Linked DNA regions of Mus musculus: all the other regions are linked to region 3. Evidence: chromatin loops called from intact Hi-C (ENCODE). Cell type or tissue: heart. All regions are shown on one strand.

Region 1 (8,000 bases), 63 kb before region 3:
TCCTCTGTTTTCCTTGCTTGAGGAGAGTTTGTAAAGATACATTGATTTCTAAGGATTAGCTGAAGAAGTTGAAGTATCTCTTAAAAGCCTTTCAAAGCCAGGTATGGTGGTTTGTGTCCGTATTCCAGCACCGGGGAGGCTGTGGAAGGAGAATTATGGAGTTTGAGCCTAGTCTGGGCAGTGCACCGAGTTCAGGCCAGCCTGCACTATGTATCAAGACCCCATCGTAGAGTAAATGAACAGAAAAGGTCTTTTTAATGTGTTCTTAAGAAGATGTTTATGGCCTTTAGAATTTAAAAGTGCAGAATACCCAGGGCTCTACTTCATTGACTCACTGCCAGTGAGCAAGCCAGCACCTACTGAGGGCTTGGCCTATTTGCTCTTGTGTGCTGGATCTTGCACGGTACAGAGAGCATGAAACAGGAGCTCGGTGAATAGGTGCAGGTGAAATGTAAAACTTTTAGTGGTTTACGACCGGGGGAAAGGAAGCATCTTGTCAACAAGCATTGTCAGTTTTGAGGGTTTTTTTTTTTTGACTAATTTCTATTCATTCATTTATTCATTCATTCATTCATTTTGTGTGTGTGAGCGTGTTTGTGTGTGGGTTTACACATGCCAAGATGCACTGTGGTTAAAGGACATGTAGACATTGGTTCTCTCCTTCCACCATGTTGGTTCCAGGGCATCGTACTGAAGGTCATTAGCCTTGGCAGCAAGCCCCTTTCCTCACTGAACCATCTCACTCGCCCATGTGTTTAGTTGACTCCATCTTAAACACTTGCACAGAACCTGCTATGTGTTCCTCTGAGACAAGGAAGAACTTTGTAGGGTTACAGCTCACCTGTATCACAGCAAACCAGGCTTGGGAAGTAATGAGTGAGCCCCGACAGTCACTGCATGATGTCAGCCATTAGCTACAAAGGCCAGCAACAAACAATACGGATAAGATGTTTGTATTCCTCAATGAAGCAAGAAGCCAGCTTTGTGACCAGTGCATTTTAAACATTTCTGATCTCTTTTCAGGAAGAACCCGATCCTGCTTGTGCACGGTGATAAGAGGGAAGCCAAGGCAGACTTACATGCCCAGGCGAAGCCCTATGCGAACATTTCCCTCTGCCAGGTAAGCTGCCTCGTGCCTGGAACTCATGCTCAGTCTGCAGGTTAACCGAGTCCACCCTCGCCCTTGGGCAGCAACGCCCCTGTAGCTTTACCACCGGGACCTTATCTTTAACTTGTCTTATTGTGGCTCAAGTAACTCATGCCACCAGCAGGGACTCCCTGATTTCTTTATCTTGACTTGAAGTCTCCCTCCTAGTGACTGCTGCATGTTGGTCCAGAATGTCCCACTCTCTGGAACCACACAGAGCGATTCTCTTACTGGCTCCTGTAGTTGAGGTCAGCTGTCCTGATCCCTTCGTCTGTCTCCAGGCTAAGCTTTCTCTTCCTTTGTGCTCAGTGCAACAGACATCTCTGCTCGGGCCAGCTGGCGCTTGCTTGTGCCTAGTTTGTCCGGTGCAACTTGGATTTCAGCATGGGGCTGGTCTCCTAGATGCACTCCAGTGGCTTCGGATCTCTTTGAATGCAGCCGATGACTGCTTCCATGACACCTCTGTCTTCTGTCAGCCACCACTGACTCTTTAATTGCCCTAAGTTCTTTTTCACATCAGCCAAAGAAATTGAGAGGCCTATAGTTTAAAAGCCTGTTATGAATCCAGCCTAGTGAAGCAACATCGAATGGCCACATACTGGAACCAAAGCTGAATGCAAGATGGGAAAACAGAAGCCATTGTCCAGTTTCTCTGTATGTTCCATAGTTTTGCCCCCTGCTGGGTAGTCAGCCTGCAGTGTGTCTGATGACTCTCGGGCGTGTTATAGCAGCTACTTTATAGTCTAGGTCTGAAAGAATCTCTGTGTTATTTTGAGCAACAAGCAGGCAAAATTTGAAGGAAAGGAATTGAGGGGATTTTTTTTAAAGCTTTTCTTTCTTTGGAAAGGCTACCTGTGAAGTGACAGGTAGAACGGTCATCATTTCCTGACTCTATGAGCATGATTGCCATTGTGAAACACAGTTTTCTCTCCTTGTTTTCACTATCGTAAAGTGGGCTCAATGACTGGGGACATGGCTTACTGCATAAAAATATTTCCTGCACAAGTATGAGAACCTAAGTTTAGTCTCCACACCCACTTTAAAAGCCAGGGGGCTGCATGCACAGCTGTCCCCCCAGTACTGTGCAGGGTGGAGAAGGGAGGACCTCTGGGGCTGGTTGGCTGCCAGCCTGGCTTCAGGCTCGGCGAGAGAGGTCCTCCTGTAGCTGCCAAGCAGACTGCATATACCACCCTTCATACAAAGCAGGATTTCTGTCCTTAAAGTCGAGACGTGCTATCCTTTCCTTGTAGGATTCCTTTCCTCACTCGGGACGTGAGAGTTTCAGCTCACATCTGATTGCTCTCCTTCCAGCTAAATGGAACCTGTGATTTTATTTTAACGAGAACACAATTGGGTTGATTTTTAAACACCTCGAGGCATTTTTTTTTCCTGATTTATCCCATTGAGGATTATATCACTGTGGCTTCAAACCATGCTTTCTTCTGGACTGTGGATGTAGTTCAGTGCTAGAGTGCTTGCCTAGTATCCATAAGGCTCTAAGTTCTACCCTCAGTATCGCTGAGAAAATCCTTTTCCATCAAACGTGTTTACAGTTCATCTTACGCGTAGAGGTGTGTTTATGCCTTCATGTATAGGTTGCCTAAAATTCTGCTGTTTGATTTGCACCAACAGAAGAGGTTAGTTCTTCCCGTCATACTAAAAGTAAACTGACAGGAATCCTGAAAGCCCATGATTAAATAAATAGTCTTAAATAAATTAAATAAATGGTACCAGGTTTAAGAGAGCCTTGTGCCGGGGGGGGGGGGCGGTGAGCAGGATGGCCACCAGAGGGCATAAGCACACATGGCTCCCAAAACCTTTACAAAGCACTTCACCTGAGTGCCTCACTCTAGAGTAGTGAGTGGTTCTCAACCTCCCCAATGCTGCAACCCTTCAATACAGTTCCTCATGCTGTGCTGACCCCAACCATAACTTTATTTTGTTGCTACCTCATGACTAATTTTTCTACTATTGTGAATCATAATGCAAATATCTGTGTTTTCTGATAATCCTAGCCAACCCCTGTTCAACTCTAAAAGGGGATTACAACCACAGGTTGAGAACCACTGCTCCAGTGGGAGATGCAGGAGAACTGTGGCCCTGTCCTGTCCTGCTGAAGTGCCTTTCCATATTGAGTGTTTCTGGTAATAGCAGTCATCCGGGAATCAGTTGGCTGTGTATTTAGTGCAAGGGGCTGGAAACAAGGGGCTCAAATACTTTGTCTGAGTTCTGCCTCAGCTCTAGGTCTGGGTATATGACTGTGCCTTGGCTACTGTAGTAACATTTATAGATGGAAAACTTTTTTCTTTTTTAGACTGGGCAGCTTAAATAACAGACATCTAGGAAGCCAGAGTCAGGTCACGGTACAGGTCACTCTGGTTCTTGGTAAAGACTCTGCTCGTGCCTTGTGGTTGCTGTGTTCTCCCAGTATTCTTCATGGTAGAGAAGTGAGGGTCCACTAGCACTCTGGTCTCAGTGAGGACTCTGATTGTATTGGAGACCCACATACGCCACCAAGTCTGTCTCACTAAACACTGACCCTCTTGGCTCTGCCCTTTGATGTGTGAGTTGGAGGGTGGGGATGACACACAGGCTCATTCCATGATGTTCATTCTGGCTTTGTCACTTCCCATTTGGTTAAATCTAACTTGTTCGTGTATAAAATGGATTCCTAGTGGCATCGGTACAGCGTTTGAAAGAGTTGGTCCATTAGCCCAAAAAGAAGCATGCGCTAAAGATTATCTGCTGAAGTTGCTTTTATCCCTGTTGTTTGTGCCTTAGTCTGGCCTGAAGCATGTAACTTGTAGCCAACTAAACTCGGGAGCCAGTTCTCCTAGCCACTGTGCTTTCTCAGTTAAAAATGAGCTGGTAAAATGATTGTGTAGTTTTACAGATGTGAAATACAGTTCCTAACTTTCTTCTCTAGTCAAACAGCACAAATGCATGCTGGTCCTCATGTATTTCCCCAAGCTTCGTGGGTCTGCTAGGAGCCTCTGCAGACTGCCTGCTACCCACTTCATAGTCCAGTTGTCCATGTCTCCCCTGGCAGCCAGTCCCATCCTTCCATCCTATGGTTGGGAAAGGACACTGTTTACATAGATGTATTGCTTACAACAAAAGACCTCTTTCCTAAGCACTTAGGCATATTTTCTCATTCTCCCTAACAACTAAATCTCATAACAATAGCCCACTTTAATCAGGCAAAAGCAAAGTCATAGAACATAAGTTATTTTCCAAAGTCAGGCAAATTGTGAGGCAGGATTTGAGGCCAGGCAGTGTATTCCTAAACTGATCACTCAGCGACTTGTTTGTTCCATAGCCATTCTTTCTGGCATATCCTGCTTGACTTGGGTCTCTTGTGCTAGATGTTAGATAAAATGTTTACCCTCGACATACCGGCACTTATAAAACTCATTCTGGATTACAAGGTGGGCTTGGCGGTGTTTATCTCCAGCTTCTGCTGCCTTTGTATGAAACTTTCTCTTTCAACTTAGCATCATGATGTCTTTATGTTGCCACCAATTCCATGCTGTTTAAATCTGTTCTTAAAACTCTGTTCATGCTAACTTTCTTGGGAGCCAAATATCTTATTTAAAACTTTGTTTGGGATCACATTTATATTTTTTGGCAACTAAAAGATTAGGTTTCCCACTTATAACTTCTGTAATTAAAAATGTAATATGTATTAAATCATATTAGGTAACACCCACCCCACCCCCAAGCCCCCAACCAAAGTATTTTAAATGAGCCTGCTGCATACTGTAATAAAAGCTGTGTTCTGTTTGTCCAATAGAGGGCAGTCAAACAGTTTTGTTTTGTTTTGTTTTGTTTTGTTTTGTTTTGTTTTGTTTTGTTTTTAAAGAGTTGCCTTGTTCCCTTCCCCATTTAATTTTCGGTAGACAGGAAAATTAAGCATTTAAGTGCAACTTTTTAAAATAAATTACTTTTTTCCTATCCTAGGCAAAGTTGGATATTGCATTTGGAACACACCACACGTAAGCAACTTTTATGAAGTGGGGGAAGGTATGGTTTTAATTGGTCAAAGGACATAATCAAGGAGCTCTCTGTCAGCATGGAAGCGTGTGATCTGTGCCTCGGAGGCCTCTGCCTATTGCTTAGGACATCTGCCAAGGCCATTGGCAGACAGAATTCAAGAGTAGTTCTGTGGTCATAGACAACTCTGCGTGCTAAGTCAGGGCTTGTGACAGACCTGCTTTTAAAAGTTCTGTCATTTGGCAAGAATGAATTACATTGAATAGTCTATTATTAGTCAGCCCCATACTCTGATAAAGGAAAACTGATTTTATGGAAAGTTGCCAGTCTGCAAGGCTCCAGTGAACTCCTCTGAGATGGCTCAGGAGAAATTGGCCCACCTCTTCCTCTCACGTGAGCCAGTGACAGCTCGATTTATTTTTAACTTAGTTTCATAGCCTCTCACCAAGTACTTTTAGGGTTATTCGGCTTTTCAAGTGGAAAAAACAACAAAATGCAGTTGTCTTTACTTTAATATTTTTACAAATCACATTTCTCTTGAGGGGATTTGGCAAAAGACTGTGACAGAAGATGGCTGTTCTCTCTTTTAATCCAGGAGTGGAAGTTTGGGCCTTGCTGCCCCCAGAGAGGAAGCAGTGTGCTAGGGGTAGTGGCCGTCCTCGGTCTGGCCTGACGCTGCTTCCTGCTGAAGCTGAGATGGAAAGTGACAGTATTGTGGCTGCCTTTCTCTCTGTGTGCATACAGCAGTATTTTTGCCAGTCTGTTGTGAAAAGGAGCCAGACTGGAAGCAGTTAGGCACGAAGTGATAGTTCCATTCTCTGACTTGTCCTGGGTAACATCTACAGGCCACCCCTAATTGGTAGCTTTTGTCCACTAAGGGACAAAAGAGAATTTAGAGTGAACTCAAGTACTGACTCATGCATAAAATACTCATTTTCTAGCTCTGAGCACACAAGATGCCAATTTCAGCTCAGAATACAGATTGCTGTCAGTGGGGGCAGCTTAGCCTTAATGCAAAGCACCACACAGGAAATCCTTGTCTCTCGCCCTTAGCTGAGACCCCAGGATAAATACATTCTTGATTCTAGAAGGCCCTCTGCCAGCCCTGTCACCATTTGGGCCCCGGTATGATTTGTTGGGCCACTGGTGCCCGATTCTTGTGCTGAGCACGTGGTCTGCGCTGTGTAATGAGCTTCACAGGGGAAAAGTTCCGATGTCCCTCTGGGCTAGCAAGCAATGGAGAGCTTGTCGGTCATGCTGTCACCCCCGGGAGAGACTTGCGGGGTCAGAAGACTGCCTCAGACGCTGGCTTGGTGATGCTTCCCTGTGAATGCAGCAGGGAAGGAGCAAAGGGGAAGCTCCCCTTTGTTTAATCATATCAAAATTATTTGGTTCTTTTAATATCACACACCGGAAAGCAGAGACCTAGGATAAATGAGTTTACGTTCCTTGGGGATGAACATGGGGCTAGAGATCATTTTTAACCTTAGTTTTTAATTTGTTCTTGTTTGCTCAGTGCTACAGTTGATTCATTATTTCCTTGGCCCCGTTCAACCCTTGCTCCTTAGAGCAGCTCACACATGCACATTCTGTAGGTTAAATCTAATAGCTCACAATCCAGAGACGTCAGTGGAGTGGAACCCTCCCCAGCCAGAGAGTATCCAGGGTTTACGTTTTTGCTGGAACATCAGGATCTTGTAAAGGATTGAGATCATGTCTGGAGATTTTAGTTTATTATTTTAAAAATTAGGAGGCCGAGCTAGAAGCAGGAGTTCAAGGACAGTCTACGTGAGATCCTACCTCGCCGAAAATTATCCAAGCAATCCCTGTAATGTCACTGAGTCTCAAGTCGGTCATCCTTGTCCTTGTAGCTTTTCACCTCTGAGTGAGAGCACGAAGCATGGGAGATAGAGAAGGGGAAAGCCTCAGCTCACAGTGATGTGATAACAACTCTCCTCCCAGCCAGCAGGGACAACAGTCACTGTGAGGCAGGTTCTGGGGTGACACACACCTGAGCGATGTACTGACCAGGCATTGGCTGGGTACCACGCACAGGGCACAATAGAAATAGTCAGGATTTCACTCCATCTACAGATGTGGTCTGTCCAGCATCTCCAGGGTGCACAGTGGTTCCAGGCATGATGTGTCACACAATGCTTTAGAATGGGAAAGTTCTCTGGTTTGCCCCAGAGTTGGGCAGTACCTCTGAGGGCTCTGAGATCAATAGGGAGAAACAAAGCAGCTGAATGGACAATGTCCTCATGTAAGCAGGAGCCAGCCATAGCCTGCAGGGAGGGGCATGCTTCCCGCCTACTGCTCCAGCTGCTCCTCTGTCTCACCAAGGCCGCATCTCCCACTCACTTTCTAGTACTGAAAATTTTGACCATCCCACCTCCAGCCATGTCAGTACACACAGTGCCCTGGCTTGTGGGCATGTGTGAGTTCATGCTCATTGTGACTCAGATAGTCCTTTTCCTCCAGCTCAGGCTCTGCACTTGTGTAAAGTGAAAATGCTTTGCTCTGTCAGTAGCGTGTGGCTGCGAGACGTCTCACAGGAAATTCTCAGCTCCCAGGCATGGATCCTAAAGGCTTCTTGCCTCGCAAGCACAGCAGCTGGCATTGTGGGAAAGTGAAGAGCCTTCCCTAAGGATGACGCTTCCAAGCCTGTTCACCTCACAGCCTTTCTAGGCTACAAGGCTGCCATGACCCACGTCATCCGGGAATTGACAGGCCAGGCTCTAAGGTGAACAAGAAAGAAATGTGGAGACTGTGACCATTGTGGAAACCGCACCAGTGGTGGTTGTGGGCATTGTGGGATATGTTGAAACCCCACAAGGCCTCCGGACCTTCACGACTATAT
Region 2 (8,000 bases), 150 kb after region 3:
TTGGGTTTGGTTTTTTAGACAGGGTTTCCTTTGTGTAGCCCTATAATTCTGGCTGTCCTGCTCTGTAGACCTGGCTAGCCGCGAACTCAGAAATCCACCTGCTTCCCGGGTGTTGGGATTAAAGGCCTGCGCCATGCCACCCAGCACTAGAAAGCATAGTGGATTCTTTAGGCTGGTTCTTCCCAAGAGTAAGCAAACCAAGCTGCTGAGAGTCGCTTTCAGACACGCCCAGCTGTAAAGACTCTGAAAGCCAAGTAATGGCCCTGAAGAAGTATAAACTAAACTGAGTCTCTTGGAAGGAACACCCGCCAAACCTGAAGTCGTATTTGGTTTCATTGTGCCCTCTGCTGGTAAGTGTCTGAACTGCATGCACCTGTCAGACAACGCGGAAAATAGTCACGCGCGCGCGCGCGCGCGCGCACACACACACACACACACACACACACACACACACACACACACACACACACACACACAGAGCAGTGTAGAGCCAGGGCTCTGAAGCTGAGGTTTACTTCGGGTGCCAGGTTATCATCTCAAGTAACACATTAAAGAAGTTCATTTAATTAAAAGATCAAAATGCTTTAATCCAAAAATATAACATGAATACTAAAATTGCCTCAAACTCATTCCAGACATGTCTCATGTGGGCAATCTCAGCACACTTACAGTGAGATCGGAGGCAGAAGAGTCCACCAGAAGCACGCAAGCTAGCTAGCCTAGACTATGCTTTGCAGTGGCAGAAACAGTAAGTGAGACCCTACCACCACAGGGTAGGAGACAAGACCAAGCCCAAAAAGCTGTCCTCTGATTTATACATGCATGCAGATATGTGCACATCTGCAGACACACCCACACACCAATATTAAGATATTCTAATTTAAAAACATAAAGCTTACAGACATCAATGCAATAAATAGTACATGGTGTTGGGGTACATGCATGCATTATGTGATATTTAAATACATAGAGCATCTATTTCTTTCACTATTAATCATTTCTTTATGGTTAAAAGTTGAAACCCTTTCAACTAGCTTTCTGAAACACACAGTTCACACACTGAGGTAATGTAGAATGCTTTCTCAACATGTACAAGGCTCGGGGTTTGAGACCCAAAAGAAGAAAAAGTAGCCTATGATAAGATCTTCCAGTGGTTTCTGCCAACACCTGCTATCTAAAGTTAGAACCCACCCCACCATGGCTGCGCAGTCTTTGTCCTGTGTAATTTCCTCTATCATATTTATTATCATATGGCATGCTATGCAATTTATTTACCTGCTTATTACAAAATTCATCAAAATTTTGTTTTCTGCTCGCTCATTACAGTATTCCCATCGCCCTCAGGAGAGCCTGGAGCATGGTGAGTGTCCAGAAACTAGCTATAGCAGTGAGAACGAGAAATCTGAGCTGAGTCATTGACCCAAGTGGCACTCTGACATGGGGCAGAGAGAGGCAAAGCCACAAGATGACCACTGAGATGGGGGAGGGGAGGCTTCGTCTGGCTTGGGTCTCATTGTGGTGACATTACCCAAGATATTCTCATTCAAACCACCACATGTGGCTATTCATAATCTCCACCCTCTCCCTCCCCTCCCCCACCCTCTCCCTCCCCTCCCCCACCTTCTCCCCTCCCCCACCCTCTCCCTCCCCTCCCCCACCTTCTCCCCTCCCCCACCCTCTCCCTCCCCTCCCCTTCTTCTTATCCCCATCCATAACTTCTAAAGCATGCGGCTTCTACTTGAATCAGTGCCCACACCACCTCTCTCTCTCTCTCTCTCTCTCTCTCTCTCCCTCTGTTTTTCTTGAGACTGGGTTTCTCTGTGTAGCCCTGGCTGTCCTGGAACTCACTCCTCGAACTCCGAAATCCACTACCTCTGCCTCCCAAGTGCTGGGATTAAAGGCGTGCACCACCACTGCCCGGCCACACTACCTCTCTTAAGAGGACCCAAGAAATAGAAAATAATAGAACAACAAAAAAAAAAAAAAAAAAAAAACCCACAAAATTTATGTTTACTCCATGACAGATAAGTAAAAGCAAGCTGAGTTATCGAAGTCTCTCCGGATGCTTAGGGAGATGGAAGGTGTGGGTGGAAAAGAGGGAGAGTTCCCTCCACGACTGTGTAGATGGGCAGAAAGGAGATTTTAAAATCACGTGACTGTGGCACTTCTGAACGTTGTCTGTCCCACAGAAGGCAAGTCCTAAGCGTCATCGGTTCTGTGTGTGCCGGCCTCTTAGGGAGCCTCCTGTCCTTTCGGTCATATTTGGGTCACACTCCTAGGCATCCCAAGCAATGCTGGCCTTGAAGCCACTTTTAACACAGACCAGAACCCTTTAAATCTTCCCACTTGTAACTTTTTTGCCTCTGAGACAGAGGCTATGTAGCCCTGGCTAGCCTAGAACTTGCTACGTAGACCAGGCTGGTCTCCAACTCACAGTCCTCATGTCTCTACCCACTCTGGAGCCATTTACAGCTCTCGCCTTCTTACAACTCTCTGCTTCCATCCCCTTCTCCCTCTGTCTCACACTGCTGTCAAACAATCCAGTTGCCGTTCAGCGCCCAATCACACATCTAAACGTTGCTGCCACCGTTGGTCCACCGCCTTTGCCTTCACCACATCTGCTGCTTCTCTGTGCTACCAGTTCATGTCTCCAGCCTCCCAAGAGTAAATTTAACTTCCTCCCTTTACCATCAAAGCAGGCAAGACAAGACCAAAGGAAGTCTTTTATTGAGCCTCATGTTACAACATCCAGGGAGGCAGCAATGGAGTGTCCTCCAGCCAACTCACCCAGCAAGCTTGGAGCAGCCTGTATATATAGCAAGATAAAGATTCAGATAACCATAGCACACGTGGGTATTGATGAAGGTTTGTGTTGGCACCAGTCACCTTGTCCCTTTAACCTTCACCTTACAACACACAGTTTCTGTCTGCTGGACCATCAGGGGAAATAGCCCCACCTGGGCTAGGTAGAAATGATGGCAGGGTCTTCTGAAATTCATTGAATGATAGCAAAAGGTCTGATACAAGGTGTTGGGAACGGCTAAGGCCATCAACTGGGATTGTGTATAGTTCTCAGTGTGTCTGTGGAGTACTCAAAATAGCCAGGTCCTTCGGGCTGTTTGACTAACCAGTTCTTTTGTTCAAAGTAGCTGTTAATTAGGGAGTCAGATTTCCTATCCCTCAAACTCTTACTTAGGAATAGGAACACAAAGAGTACTTACATGGACAAGCTAAAGAATTTATCGTTAACATTAATAACACTAATTAATAACAATGTGTAACACCTGCCTGGGGCCCCAAGCCCCAGTTTGTGTCCCTCCTCAGTGATACTTGGACTCTCTCCACATTCAGTGTCCTGTCTTTTTTTTTTTTTTAATTTTTAATTACTTTGTTTATGTTTACATGTATGAGTTTGCACATCACGTGCTTACAGGTGCCCTGAATGGTTGTTAGTTGCCATGTGGGTCCCCTGCTCTTCACTGCTGAGCCCTCTCTCCAGCGCCTCAAGGGTAATTTTAACACAGTATTAGCCACCATCATCAGTCCCTTGTCATCAGAGGGAAGAAAAAAAAAAAAAGCACACATTTAGATCTCTTTCGGCAAAGAACTATTTTCAAGAGAGCTACAAAGTTCAGAAACTAAAGAAGATCATAAATGCTGTGTACACATCAACTTCTCAGTCCCAAGCGCCATTCCTGCCTGACATAAATACTTCTTCCCAATTATAATTTTGCATCCTTTTAAATTTCTAAAATTTTCATATTTTCCCCAAGTCTCCAACGTCCAAGATCATTGTCTTAAGTTACTGACAAAAGCCCAAGATCAGCTACTTAGAATTCCCTCGAGTAAACTATTTTAAGTGCCCACATGTTTAACCAATCCTTGTACCAAACCGCCGAAATAAGCCCTTCGTGCTCAACTTCGCCCGTGAGGAAGTTGGTCCCGATAGGCTTCCGTAGCCTGTTTTTTTTTTTTTTTTTTAAAGTTACTTCCGTTCTGTCCGGGTCGCTTTGGTGGATGCACTTCCGGCGGTGGCGATTTGGAGGACTGAAGGAAGATGGTGAGTGACTAAGGGTTTCGGCTGGTCGTCTCAAACATCCATGCGCCCCAAGGCGGGAGGACGAGGCGATGTGACGCTCGGGTTCATCGCGGGTCGGAGCGGATCTCACTCCCTGGCGGACGCGGGCAGGATGCACGGCGCCCAGGGAGAGACCGGGCTGTGAACCGCTCGAGTAGGCAGGCGCTGAAGGGCTGAAGCCGAGTGGGACAGCCCGGCCGACGCTGGGGACAGCGGCTGAGCCGCAGAGCCAGCGTAGTGTTTCTCCGCAGACGGCTCAGCGCTCTCCGGTTTGGTTGGTTGAGCCGGATTCAGATGTAGGCACGGAGGTTACCGGGCGAGCACGGTTGATGATGGCGCTTCCGTTCTAGAGCAGGGAGACAATAAATATGTCAGGGAACAGGACCGGGCCAGATCGTTACGTAGCTGTGTTGTAAGAAGGTGGCTGGTTTTGTTAGGGTATCAGCGAAGGACCCTTCGTGGATGTGAAATCTAAATCGAGGCCTAAATTAAGGTTGTAAGGGAGTAATCTGTACTGATAGCTGAGCGAAGCCCGGGCAGGGCAGAGGGTCAGGAAATGCAAAAGGAGGCAACCCTGAAGTCCGCCCGAATCATGAGCTGCCAGGCCAATGCATCTGAATGTAGGTGAAGGCCAGAGCACACAAAGGACCGGTGATGACTTTGAAAAGTATCCCAAGCCGGGCGGTGGTGGCGCACGACTTTAATCCCAGCACTCGAGAGGCAGAGGCAGGTGGATTTCTGAGTTCGAGGTCATCCTGGTCTACAGAGTGAGTCCCAGCACAGCCAAAGTTACACAGAGAAACCCTGTCTCGGAAAAGCAAACAAACAAACAAACAAACAAAAAGTATCCCGAACATGCGCCAGGCATTTCCCCAGAGTTGTTCTTACTTCTTAGAACAACCCCGAAGATTATTATTAATGTCCCCATTTTAATGAGGAAACAGAAATACAGCCAGTGACCATTGGTGGGGCACAAATCCTTTCTTTTCTAGAGCAGTTGAGAAACCCTCTGGGTTTGAGAGACAGCAGAACTTAGTGTGATTTCTGTCTAACAAGCTTTGTGACAATATACAGGGCCGTTAACCTCCCTGGACCTTGGTCCTTTTATCTGCCTGTGTATCAAGGGGGCTTTGAGAATCAAGCGGCTCAGGGGTAAAGAACACCTGCTGCACTTTGAGAGAACCCACGTTTGGTTCCCGGCACCCATGCATGCCAGCAGGCTCCAGAATGGTCTGTAACTCCAGCTCTGAGTAGGTCCGAGCCTTGCGTGTGGTCGAATGTGCTTTATGCTTGGCATCATTTCTGAGGTGGTTTTGTCCTGGTACTGAAGCCACCAGTGTTGTAGTGAGAGGTGCTTCCCTAGGGTGGTGAATCAGTGAGTCCACTGTTACTCCTGTTTCAAGCTCCACTGTTGGGCAGATGGGATGGCACTCGACATGAAGCCTGGCAGCTTGAGTTGACTCCAGGACCCACAAGGCAGAAGGAAAGAATCCCTGGAAGTCGCCCTCTGGCTTCCTCTCGAGTGCCCCGGCATGCGGGCACAGACCCACACGTACACTAAACCACATATCTTTGCACAGGAATTTAAAGGACCACCATTTAAGGCATCGCCCAGTGTTAAGCATTGTTTTAAAGTCAGAAATCCCGATGAGCTTTTCATGCGTTTTAAGATGACAGCTTTTCAGATCGGGAAGGAAGTCTTGTCTGGGTCCCAGGCTGTCAGGATAGGAGCTTGGTAGGTTGCTGCTGAAAGTCTTCTGGGTCCTGTGGATCTCTGGAGAGAGTAAATGACCATGCGTGGCGAGTCTCTTTTCACAGTCGGGGAGGTAACTGACATTAGAGGGTGGCAAGTCTGAACCTCCCGGTTGAGAGGGGTGCTCTCTGGCTGCCAGCTTTCTTACTGGCTCCTCATTGTCGCATGGCTCTTGGTTCTAAGAGGCAAGTAATGTCTACACAGTAAGTGCATACCTGGGAGCCCAGGTACTCATTTTCCACACATTACAGTGGGTGGGGGTGGGGGTGCTTGTGTTTTAGAGCCAAAGTACCAGTGAAGTGATAGTATTCTGAATTTATGTGTGTTTTGTCTTTTTTTATCTTTCAGGGTCAAAGCCAGAGTGGTGGCCATGGTCCTGGGGGTGGCAAGAAGGATGACAAGGTAAATACCAAGCAAGATCTGATCGGGCCATAGAAACTGCCTTAGGTCTCGGCGAGTTCTGTATGGTACCACAACCTTTAAGAAGCAAAGTGATGTAGTGATCTTGGTAACCTTGTATACAGATGCATAACCGGTTTCATTTTTAAAGAACGTATTGCCCTGAGTTAATGATTTTTAAACATGAACATTGTGGAAGTTTTAAAGTAGATCACCTATAAGTGTTTAACTTACTGAGGTGTGAGAAGTGCCTCACCTCACCAAACTTAACAAATAAATCAATTTTGACCTTGGTCTACTTACTGAAAAAATCTGAGTCGCTGCCATCTCTCTAAAGAGATTACACTTACTTGCTGCAGTTAGGTCTTACTAAGTGAGCAGGAGTATGAAGTCTGCTTTTCAAAAGGTGGTCATTTTACAGATTAGGAAGGGTGTGTGTGTGTGTGTGTGTATAACCATAATCAAAAAGGCCATCGTTGTGAGGTAGGGATGAGCGGGAAGAAGGAAATAATGTAACCATATTTTAATTTAGAACATTAATAAAAGGAGTAGTTATTGTAAATATCCTAAAAGATGAGAACATTTGTACCTCCTAGAAATAGGTGGTAGCAATACAAAAATAAATGTCCTTTTTCTGGTTTCCATTCTTTTTCCTACTCTTCTAAAAATTAAAGGACAAGAAAAAGAAATACGAACCTCCTGTCCCAACTAGAGTGGGGAAAAAGAAGAAGAAAACAAAGGGACCAGATGCTGCCAGCAAACTGCCACTGGGTAACGAACGCTCTGCTCTTCTGCTGTTCCCCCCACCCCCAGGAAAACGGCTCTGCATGTAGCATGGAGTACAAGGGGAGGCAGGGAGTACTGCGGAGACTGAATGAAGCTAGCTCTGGTTATATATAACCCCTTTCCACTTGCTAACTCCGGTGGAGCCCTCTTCTGGGTTGGCATAGAAGTTACATGAGTTTGTCTCATGCTAACCATGAGCCATGAGCCATGGTGCATGCCTGTAATCCCAGCACTCAATCCACTGAGTTCCAGCCAGCCAGGGCTGCACAGAGAGACCTTTCTTAAGAAAGGAAGAAAGAAAGAAAGAAAGAAAGAAAGAAAGAAAGAAAGAAAGAAAGAAAGAAAGAAAGAAAGAAAGAAAGAAAGAAAGAAAGAAGAGAGAGAGAGAGAGAGAGAGAAAGAAAGAAAGAGGGCTGGTGAGATGGCTCAGTGGGTAAGAGCACCCGACTGCTTTTCCGAAGGTCAGGAGTTCAAATCCCAGCAACCACATGGTGGCTCACAACCATCCGTAACAAGATCTGACTCCCTCTTCTGGAGTGTCTGAAGACAGCTACAGTGTACTTACATATAATAAATAAATAAATCTTTAAAAAAAAGAAAGAAAGAAAGAGAGAGAGAGAGAAAGAGAGAAAGAGGGGGAGGGGAGGGAGGGAGAAAGACATCCTATTCACACAGAGAGACCTTTCGAAAGAAAGAAAGAAAGAAAGAAAGAAAGAAAGAAAGAGAGGAAGAGAGAAAGAGGGGGAGGGAGGGAGGGAGAAAGACATCCTATTCACTGTCCCTAAGTAGTTAACCCCGCTGAGGTATTAACATGTAAGTCATTTATTGCTTTTTATTTTTGTCATTATTTTACGGCAGGCACACACATGCTTCGGTGTGCATGTACAGGTCAGAGGACAACTTTTGGGAGTTGGTTCTCTCCTGTCACTGTTCTGAGGATGGAACTTAGATCGAGGCTCGCACAGCGAGTCCCTTACTCTCAGA
Region 3 (8,000 bases):
CGGGGCGGGCGCTGGAGACTCATTAGAATTGTCTAGCAATGTCCCTCAAGCTGTGCGGCCTTAGGCAAGCCCTCCACTGCCCACATCCTCCAGTTCTATAAAGTAGGGCTAAGAGCCAGGGGATTATACGGATGGATGCAAAGGTACACTGAGCAGAGTGACAAGAACTCCATCAAAGTCACGAGGCTTCTGTCTGGTCCACGATAAGGAAGTCTGCACCGGGCAACTTCTGGAACCTTTGTAACTTAGCAACCAGCATAGGAAAGGAAATCAACGCCCCCTGGAAGCCAGCACTCTTCCACAGTACTACTTCCAGGCTACCGAACCCTACTTGCTTCAGGAAAATGGATAGATTTAAGAGTCCCAGCTGCTGCAGTGGCCACAGGACCTTAGGATCCCCTGAGCAGATGCTTCGTTCGTTCACAGGAGGGCTTGCCTCCAGGCTCGGTTTTAGAAGCTGCTGAGGTCAGCATGCTGGTTGGTTGGCTGAGACAAGAGGCAGCTGAGAGTTAGTTGATGGTTAGTAAAGAGGGGGAAAGTAGAGGTAAGGACCTAAATACATAAAAAGGGTGACGGGTTAAAAGCAAATGGGTTGGAAATGATAGGCAAATGTCAGGTGGAGGGATGCTGTCATGATGCGATTGGTATCACAAAAAGTCCTCTATCTGCAAGGCACTCCACATAAACTCGAAGAGGCTGTGATAAATAAATGTCAGTGCCCCCTTATGGCTTCCAAAGGCTTGAAATGATACAGTGGTAGCTGGTGGTTTTAAGTACCCCTATTTTGCCAATCCATAGAATTAACTAGAACAAGAAGAGGAGCTAAAAAAGCACTCAGATACCTTTATCAAAATGAAGCAGTCGCCGCTCTGCACATCTACAGCTGCAGATAAGCATTCGGTGTGTTCACTAAGACAGGCCATCTAACTAGACCATTAAAAAAAAGTCTCTTAAGTACGCATGAAATAAGTTAGGAATATAAGTTTTTTAATCAAAAATTATGCAGGGACGGGGAGATTGTAAGAGCCAGAGGAAACATGTCTATAATAAAACAGCAGCATTTGCCAAGCATGCCGCCACAATTGCACACATGAACTCCCAGTGCCTGGGGACCACATACACAAGGCTTGCACAAGACCAAGCCAGCCAAAATCCCAGCATGGATGGGAGAGGGGCTCAAAGTTCCTCCCCTATCTGAGAAGCTATTGACAGCTGCTGCCTGCTAAGGGAAGGAATGTCAGTTTTCTTCAGGGATGGAGTTCCTGAGTCTATCCATCCTCCAGTACATGGTCCCACACAATGCACATAGAAGACATAGAAGAATCACTAAAGGGACTCGTGTGTATGTGTGTGTGTGTGTGTGTGCGCGCGCGCGCGTGCGTGTTGGGAGAGAAAAGGGGTGAAGAGATGGCGGTTGATTTGGTCCAAACAAATTCTATGCAGTTATGAATATTAAAAGACTGTTCTAAAGTAAGAGTTTAAAATCAGTGATCTTGCCATCTAAGTGGCAAGATCTTTTCCTTCTAAGTAGCTGGGGGGTGGGGAGGGGGAAACACAGCAAACCTAAAGAAAAGTAGAAGAATAAAAATGGAATATAATCCCAAGTAGACATTATCTCAAAACTGCCATGCTTTTAAATGTTCATACTTTTTATAGTTTATCCTTAACTAAAATGCCAATAAGTTGATGAAATCTAGCATATTAGCAGAATAAAGAAAAACATGCTTATCGTAGATACAGAGAAAGCATTTGACAAAATTCAACACTCATCTTTGCTTTATTTGAAAGAAAGAAACAACAAGCAAACAAAACGAAGGAAGGAAGGAAGAACCTCAGAAAACTAGAGCTAAAAATAAAGAGAAAGATCTTCACCCTCAAAAGGCGCATCTATGGCCGGGCAGTGGTGGCGCACGCCTTTAATTCCAGCACTAGGGAGGCAGAGGCAGGTGGATCTCTGAGTTTGAGGTCAGAGTGAGTTCCAAGACAGCTCGGACTTCACAAAGAAGCCATCTTGGGGATGAGGGGTGTCCAAAGAGTATCTATGGCCACCTCACAGCCCATAGCATCTGTAATAACAAGCTGAAGGATTCCTTAGAACTTAACAAAAATAACCTGCTTCCAGGTCTTCTGTACCTTATTATGAGACACTGCAGTAAGACAAGATTTTTTAAAAAAAGTTAAAGTAAACCTCCACTTCAGATGACATAGTTATGTGACTAGAAACTCTAAAGACTATTGAAGCTAATGAATGAGTGCAGCTAGTCTATGGGATACAATAGTAAACATGAAAAGATAAAACATTTGAATTTCTATGCTCAATACCATCTGGAGAACAAACCTTTATGTTAGATTCATAAAAGATGTGCAAGATCCCTGCACTATAACAACAAGGGGGAGCTACATATATGAAGAGATAGATTCATTCATGAATTATCAAAATATCACTTCTTCCCAAAACAGATTTAACGTAGTCCTAATCAAGATAACAGACTTTTTCTGTGCCTATGTTTAAAATGTCTGTCTTAAAAACCACAGTTCTTTGATTTTTTAAAACGGAAACAATTCATTACATCCAAAGAAATATCGAAAAAAGAAGAGCTAAGTTGGAGACTTTGCATTTCTTGACTTCAAGAGCTATAAAAATTCATTTAAATATTTTTAATGGGCATAACAACTAGATCAATAGATAACGGTCAAAAGAAAAGATTCCTGAAATAAATGTATTCTTACTTTCCTTCTCAATAATTGCCATTAGAAAAAGTGAGTATATTTTTGGACAAGGTGAACTTTGTCTCACATGCATAATAAATAAACTCTATACCACACAGACCAACCATACAAAAGTAGGGGAGAGACAAAGAACATATGCAACCTTGAAAGCAATAATATAATGCACAAAGTATATCAATCATTACAGACTGGAAAACTGGTCTTTAACAAAACTGAAAACTTTGTCAGGAAACTTTTTTAAAACAAGTAGGTATTCCAGAGAAGAAGAAAAATAATGGTAATAATAGTTGCAAAATACACACCTAAGAAAGGACTGGTAGTCTAGATTATATAAAACACTGCCCTTCAATAACAGGGACCATTGTGTGTGTGTGTGTGTGTGTGTGTGTGTGTGTGTGTGTGTGTGTGTGCATGTTGTATGTGTGTGCACATGTGTGCATGTGGAAACCAGAGGGGCTCTCACTGAACCGAGAGTTCACTGACTTGGCTACGGAACTGTGGCTAGCCAGCTCCACTTGGCCCTACCTGCTCAGGAGGAGTAGGATGTCAAAAGTCCACAGCTATGCTCATCCTTCTGTATGTGTGTTGGGGAGCTGAACTCTGGTCCTCACACTGTGATGAGCACATTACTGACTTGGCCATCTCCCCAGCTCCAAAACCAAGCTTTTAAGTGGGCAAAATAGTCCAACCATTTACAAAAGTCCAATATACAAGGTGTCCAGAGAACACAAAACCCCAAGGAGATAAGTTTATGTGCCTGTATACAGAAGGCTTAAAAATAAAATGGCTGGCTCTGTCAACAGTCTATAGGATGTGGACACTGCATTGTTGTGGGTTAGAAAAAGCTAGTTTGAAATGATGTCAGTCGGTACACTTCAGGAACACACTTTACACAAGACACATAACTGGTTCTTATGAATACAGAGACCTGAATAAACAAAACCAAGTTCTATAAAGGAGAAATATTCCATGGTGGAAAAAGAAATCAGAATAGTGGCTACCTCTGCAGGAATGTGGGTGGGGATTTACTGGGAAGATATTTGTGGGAGCTTTAATCCTTTGGTGGCTTTTAGATGATAAGGGAGGGAGGCCACCATTGTTTGGCTCCCAAAGTTATCAGGACTCACCTAATGGTACAATGACATGTCATTGCATGCAAATTTTACCACAAAAGCAAAAATCCGAGGATAGAGCTCTTAATAATGGCCAATACTGGCTGGAGATGGGGTGAAAGTGTGTGGGTGTCTACAACCATTCAAAGTGCATCCTGAGTGGGTTGGTGACTAGAAAGGAATGGGTAAATATAAGCAAGCCTGGTAAACTGTCACTTGTAGAATCTAGGTGGTGGTGTGTTGTGTCATTGTAAACGTCATTCGATTTTGATGTACTTGAGATGTTTCTTAAACTAGTAAAGGTAATTGGGTTACTCACCCTGGGTGTGAACTCAATACCCTCTAAAGTTCTTCCTCCCCAGGAGACACAATGCAAGATAAACGGTCTGTTAGTTACTCTCACCAAAATCATTTGCATCTATTCAACAGAACTGCAAGCTTTTCTAGTTCTGTTTCTGGCTAGTATCGTGGGTGGGTCTCCTGGGACCACTCTCTCTCTCTCTAAAGGCGGAGAAATTCTGTTTAGACCGTGGGTGGCTATGAATCCATTCCTTCACACAGCTATATTCGATCCCCTGTGGCTAAACTGCTGGGAACCAGGTGTGTCTGGAGGGCACGCAGCGCCCTCTTCTGGCCTGAGAGGAACCCACGCAGACCATCGAGGCTCTCGACCTATCTGTTAAGCAACCACTCCAGGGATCTGCACTCCCTGGTAGAAGCATCGCTGTTTAGAGGTCCAGGCGAGCGCCAGCGGAGGAGACCTGAGCAGGAGACTGGCCCTGAGGCCAAGGGGCGGGTACCGGGTGGAGTCGCCTCGGTTGGCAGCTGCAGAGCTCCACCTGTTGCAGTTTTTGAGCACTCCACAGAGAAGGCAGCTCTGGGCACGGACTTCTGCTCTCAGCCCCACTGGGCAGGGCAAGGCCACTTGAGAAGGGAAGCCAGGAACCATCCTGAACCTGTTCCACAGAGCAGGTGCGTTTGGGAAGGTGAGACGCGAAGGCGACGGCGGCTCCAGAGCTCATGGCAAGTTGGGGGTCTCTGGGTGGGCGCCCCAGCGGTTCACAAAAGAACCTTGTTGCCGGCTTACATGTTGTAGCTTGGAGTTCTCAGCTCAGCGCCACTGACTGCGCAAGAACTACAGAGCCGAGGCGATCAAAACCGGGTGAAAGAGATGGAACTCTTCTGGCCGCTGTCCTTGGCCGGTTCTCCGGGAGATGGGCTGGCAGGGCCGGCACGTGTGGACAGAGAACGCCCGGTGCAGGCCCTAGAGGCCAAGGGCGATCTGGTATGGGGGAAGTCAAGGAAGGCTCCCTGGGAGGATGCTTCTAACTTCCTTCACTGTTCCAACCTCCCCCTCTGTTCTCCTCCCCACAGCGGTCCGCCCTCGTGCTGCCGTGGAGCCTGTGTGCCCAGCAGAGATCCGAGCCGGCTGATCTGCCTCTTCGCACTGTCCCTGCGTCCGTGCGTCTGCCCCAAACCCGTTCCGACCTCTGAGCCCTGGTTATTCTGGTGGATAGAGGCTCTCGGCAGAACATTGTCACTAATACGCAACACAGATCCACCTGGAGAGGCACCGAAGACAGAGAACAGCCCGTATCCCAGCCATCACAGCTTGGAAAGCAATGCTCCGAGGAACCCGGACCTTGATGTGAAGCTTACCCGCCGATTCTCTCTGGACCCACGACCTTTTTTTTCTTCAAGAGGAGTTCAAGTTCTAGGGAGTTTGCCTTGAAGGCACGCCACGCCCCCTCCCCAATCTGAGCCGAATTAGGAGCTCGGGTGAACCCGGGTCGCCCGCACCCTCGCACCAAGTCGAAGCAGATTCTGTGTCCCGACCCTCTGGTCTTCAGCCTTAAGGAGAACTCCAGAGAGGACAGGGAGGCGGCGACGACAAAGCGGATTCGAAACCACGAGTCCAGGCGGACGTGGGGAGCTGGCTACACAGGAACCACCGAGGAGGCGGCGGCGGCCGGGAGATCCACGCCGCCTTGGGGAACGCGCGGCGGGCATGGGCGAGCCCGCACGCAGAGCAGGCTAAGGTCGGCAGAGCACATCCTCCCCGGGGCGTGGGCACAAGTCCGCGGGCAGCAACCCTCGCGGAGCTGTCCTCCAGTGCCATGGCTGGCCGCGGTTGCGGCTGCAGCCCCGGCCACCTGAACGAGGACAACGCGCGCTTCCTGCTGCTCGCTGGGCTCATCCTGCTCTACCTGCTGGGCGGCGCCGCAGTCTTCTCCGCGCTGGAGCTAGCGCAGGAGTTGCAGGCCAAGCAGCGCTGGGAAGAGCGCCTGGCCAACTTCAGCCGGGGCCACAACCTGAGCCGTGAAGAGCTGCGAGGTTTCCTCCGCCACTACGAGGAAGCCACCAGGGCGGGCATCCGCATGGACAGCGTGCGCCCTCGCTGGGACTTCACGGGCGCCTTCTACTTCGTGGGTACAGTGGTTTCTACCATAGGTAAGTGAGCCGCCTGGTCACACCATGCCCCTAGTTCCTGGGCCCTCACAGGACCTAGCATCTCACCCTTGGGGTTCTCCGCTTGGGCGCCCAGCGATGCACCTCGGGATTCCTTTGTGGCTAATCAACAGGTGTGAATGGATCCCAACCACACCCGAAGATTATTAGAATTACCCCAGACCTCTGCCTAGACCAGAACCAGCTGCTCTTTGTTAGCCAGTCGCCAGGAATTTGAATGGTTCTTAAATTAGGGAAGCGCTTTTGTAGACAGTCAGTCTGGCTCAGCAGACAGGGCTGAGTTCGTGAATTCTGTGGAGAGAGCTTACAAGGAGACACAAAGCTAGAAACGTTTACTGAGTGTTGAACTATGCACAAGCCACTGCTCAAAGAAAAGGCCGTGATTTCAAACTTACAGAGAGACTCTCAGAATTCCAAACTGGAAAGAGGCAGAAGAGTGTAAAATGGGGCTCAAAGAATGGGCCGTGTTTCCTTCTGTGAAAAACCAGTGGAAAGGTGACGGTGGGTCTAGCCAGTTTGAGTTCCTATGAATTGGGTTTAGGGCCCAAACATAGGGGCATACACGGGGACAGAAGTGGCTTGCGTCCAGAATTCCCTGAGGTGCTGGCTGAGCTTGGACTAGAGGAAGGACTGCTAGGACAGCCGGCCTGGTGGCTAATGAGCTGGAGTTAGAATTTAGTAGGAGGCAGCTGAGTCCCTAAGAATTTTGAGAATGGTGTGGCGGGCTGCCATCGGTGATAATCCCCTGCAGAAGGAGGTGGGAACTGGAGGATTTGTGCAGCAGCAACCCCCCCCCCCTCCAAACTGCTCACTATTGATGTATAGCTGAGTAATGCCGGGGACTGGAGAAAGTACTGTAGTCGTCCTGGGGAAAGAGGCCTGTGATGGGGGAGGGGCTCCGAAAGGAAGAAGGGAAGTAGTGCAGAAGCCACCGCAAGAGCTCATGGCGCCAGCTGGACACGTTTGTGCTAGGCTCTCAGCAGCCAGGGCCCCATGGCTCTCTAGAAGGGTTTCCCCGTGGCATCGGTGACAGGTGACCCACCTTGAGATGTCATGCAGACATTCTGCCAGGAGAACAGTATAGTCGAACAGGAGCCTCAGGCTATAGACCAGATTAACCAAGGAAGACTTCCCAAGATTAGCCAGGAACCCATGACTCACTCAGCTGGCCAGCAAGTGAGAAGGCAGAAGGGACCAGAATGACTGGGGACATAACAACTGTACTCAAGTGCTTCCTGCTAGATGGTCTAGCTCACAACCCCACGATCACTCTGTCTTTTTATTTTTCCCCTCGGAGGTCCGCTGTTTGTCACCTAGAAAGAGGAATGCTTTTCATTTCTGCAGCTCCCGGCATCTGGCTTTCCTGACTGCTTTCTTCCCTCATGCCTGTGTTTGGAGCATCTTTTCCACCCAGCCTCTGTAAGGATGAGAGGCGTAGTTCAACAGCTCTCCATTTCCAGGCACAGCTCGGAGTTTCTGCTGGGCTTTAAGATGATTTTCTGTGGGAACAATGGCAGGTGCACCTAAGATTTCCAGCTGAGGAGCAATCAGTGCTCGGGTGTGGAGAGCAGGAGTGAGAGCAGCCGGTGAGAGTTTGTGCCCACTCAAGGGAGGCTAAGAGACTCATTCCTCTGAGACCCACCTCCTAAGATTTCACTGGGAAGAGCAGACTGGCCATTCTGAGAAGCT

The links. Hi-C counts contacts between places; a loop is a spot of excess contacts. Peaks named below come from ENCODE experiments on the same cell type or tissue, not always from the same donor. Only the 100,000 strongest peaks of a DNase experiment are listed, where the experiment ranks them.
Region 1: it touches region 3 in a loop (5-fold over the local background); 17 of 42 quality-filtered maps call a loop at or near these places.
Region 2: a loop joins it to region 3, with 4 times the contacts of the local background. A loop is called at or near these places in 40 of 42 quality-filtered maps.

Annotation. Positions count from the first base shown.
Region 1 is chr12:99,897,241-99,905,240 of GRCm38, forward strand. It overlaps Tdp1 (tyrosyl-DNA phosphodiesterase 1), which reads left to right. Exons shown (of 16, transcript NM_028354.5): 5 at 1,024-1,120; 6 at 5,108-5,142. Among named protein-coding and RNA genes, the nearest start is that of Tdp1, 17 kb to the left of the region's middle. In heart, CTCF peaks have their summits at 2,963 (motif pointing right), 4,931 (motif pointing right) and 5,131; a DNase peak (open chromatin) is centred at 5,291.
Region 2 is chr12:100,106,152-100,114,151 of GRCm38, forward strand. Psmc1 (protease (prosome, macropain) 26S subunit, ATPase 1) reads left to right here and starts at 4,051. Exons shown (of 11, transcript NM_008947.3): 1 at 4,051-4,060; 2 at 6,180-6,233; 3 at 6,905-7,001. The coding sequence starts at 4,058. In heart, CTCF peaks have their summits at 331 (motif pointing left), 545 and 4,162; DNase peaks (open chromatin) are centred at 240 and 4,090; H3K4me3 peaks cover 2,767 bases; H3K27ac peaks cover 1,605 bases.
Region 3 is chr12:99,959,988-99,967,987 of GRCm38, forward strand. It overlaps Kcnk13 (potassium channel, subfamily K, member 13), which reads left to right and starts at 4,512. Exons shown (of 3, transcript NM_146037.2): 1 at 4,512-4,814; 2 at 5,217-6,293. The coding sequence starts at 5,960. In heart, a CTCF peak has its summit at 4,470 (motif pointing left); DNase peaks (open chromatin) are centred at 4,484, 5,254, 5,694 and 7,174; H3K4me3 peaks cover 2,255 bases; H3K27ac peaks cover 363 bases; H3K27me3 peaks cover 5,448 bases.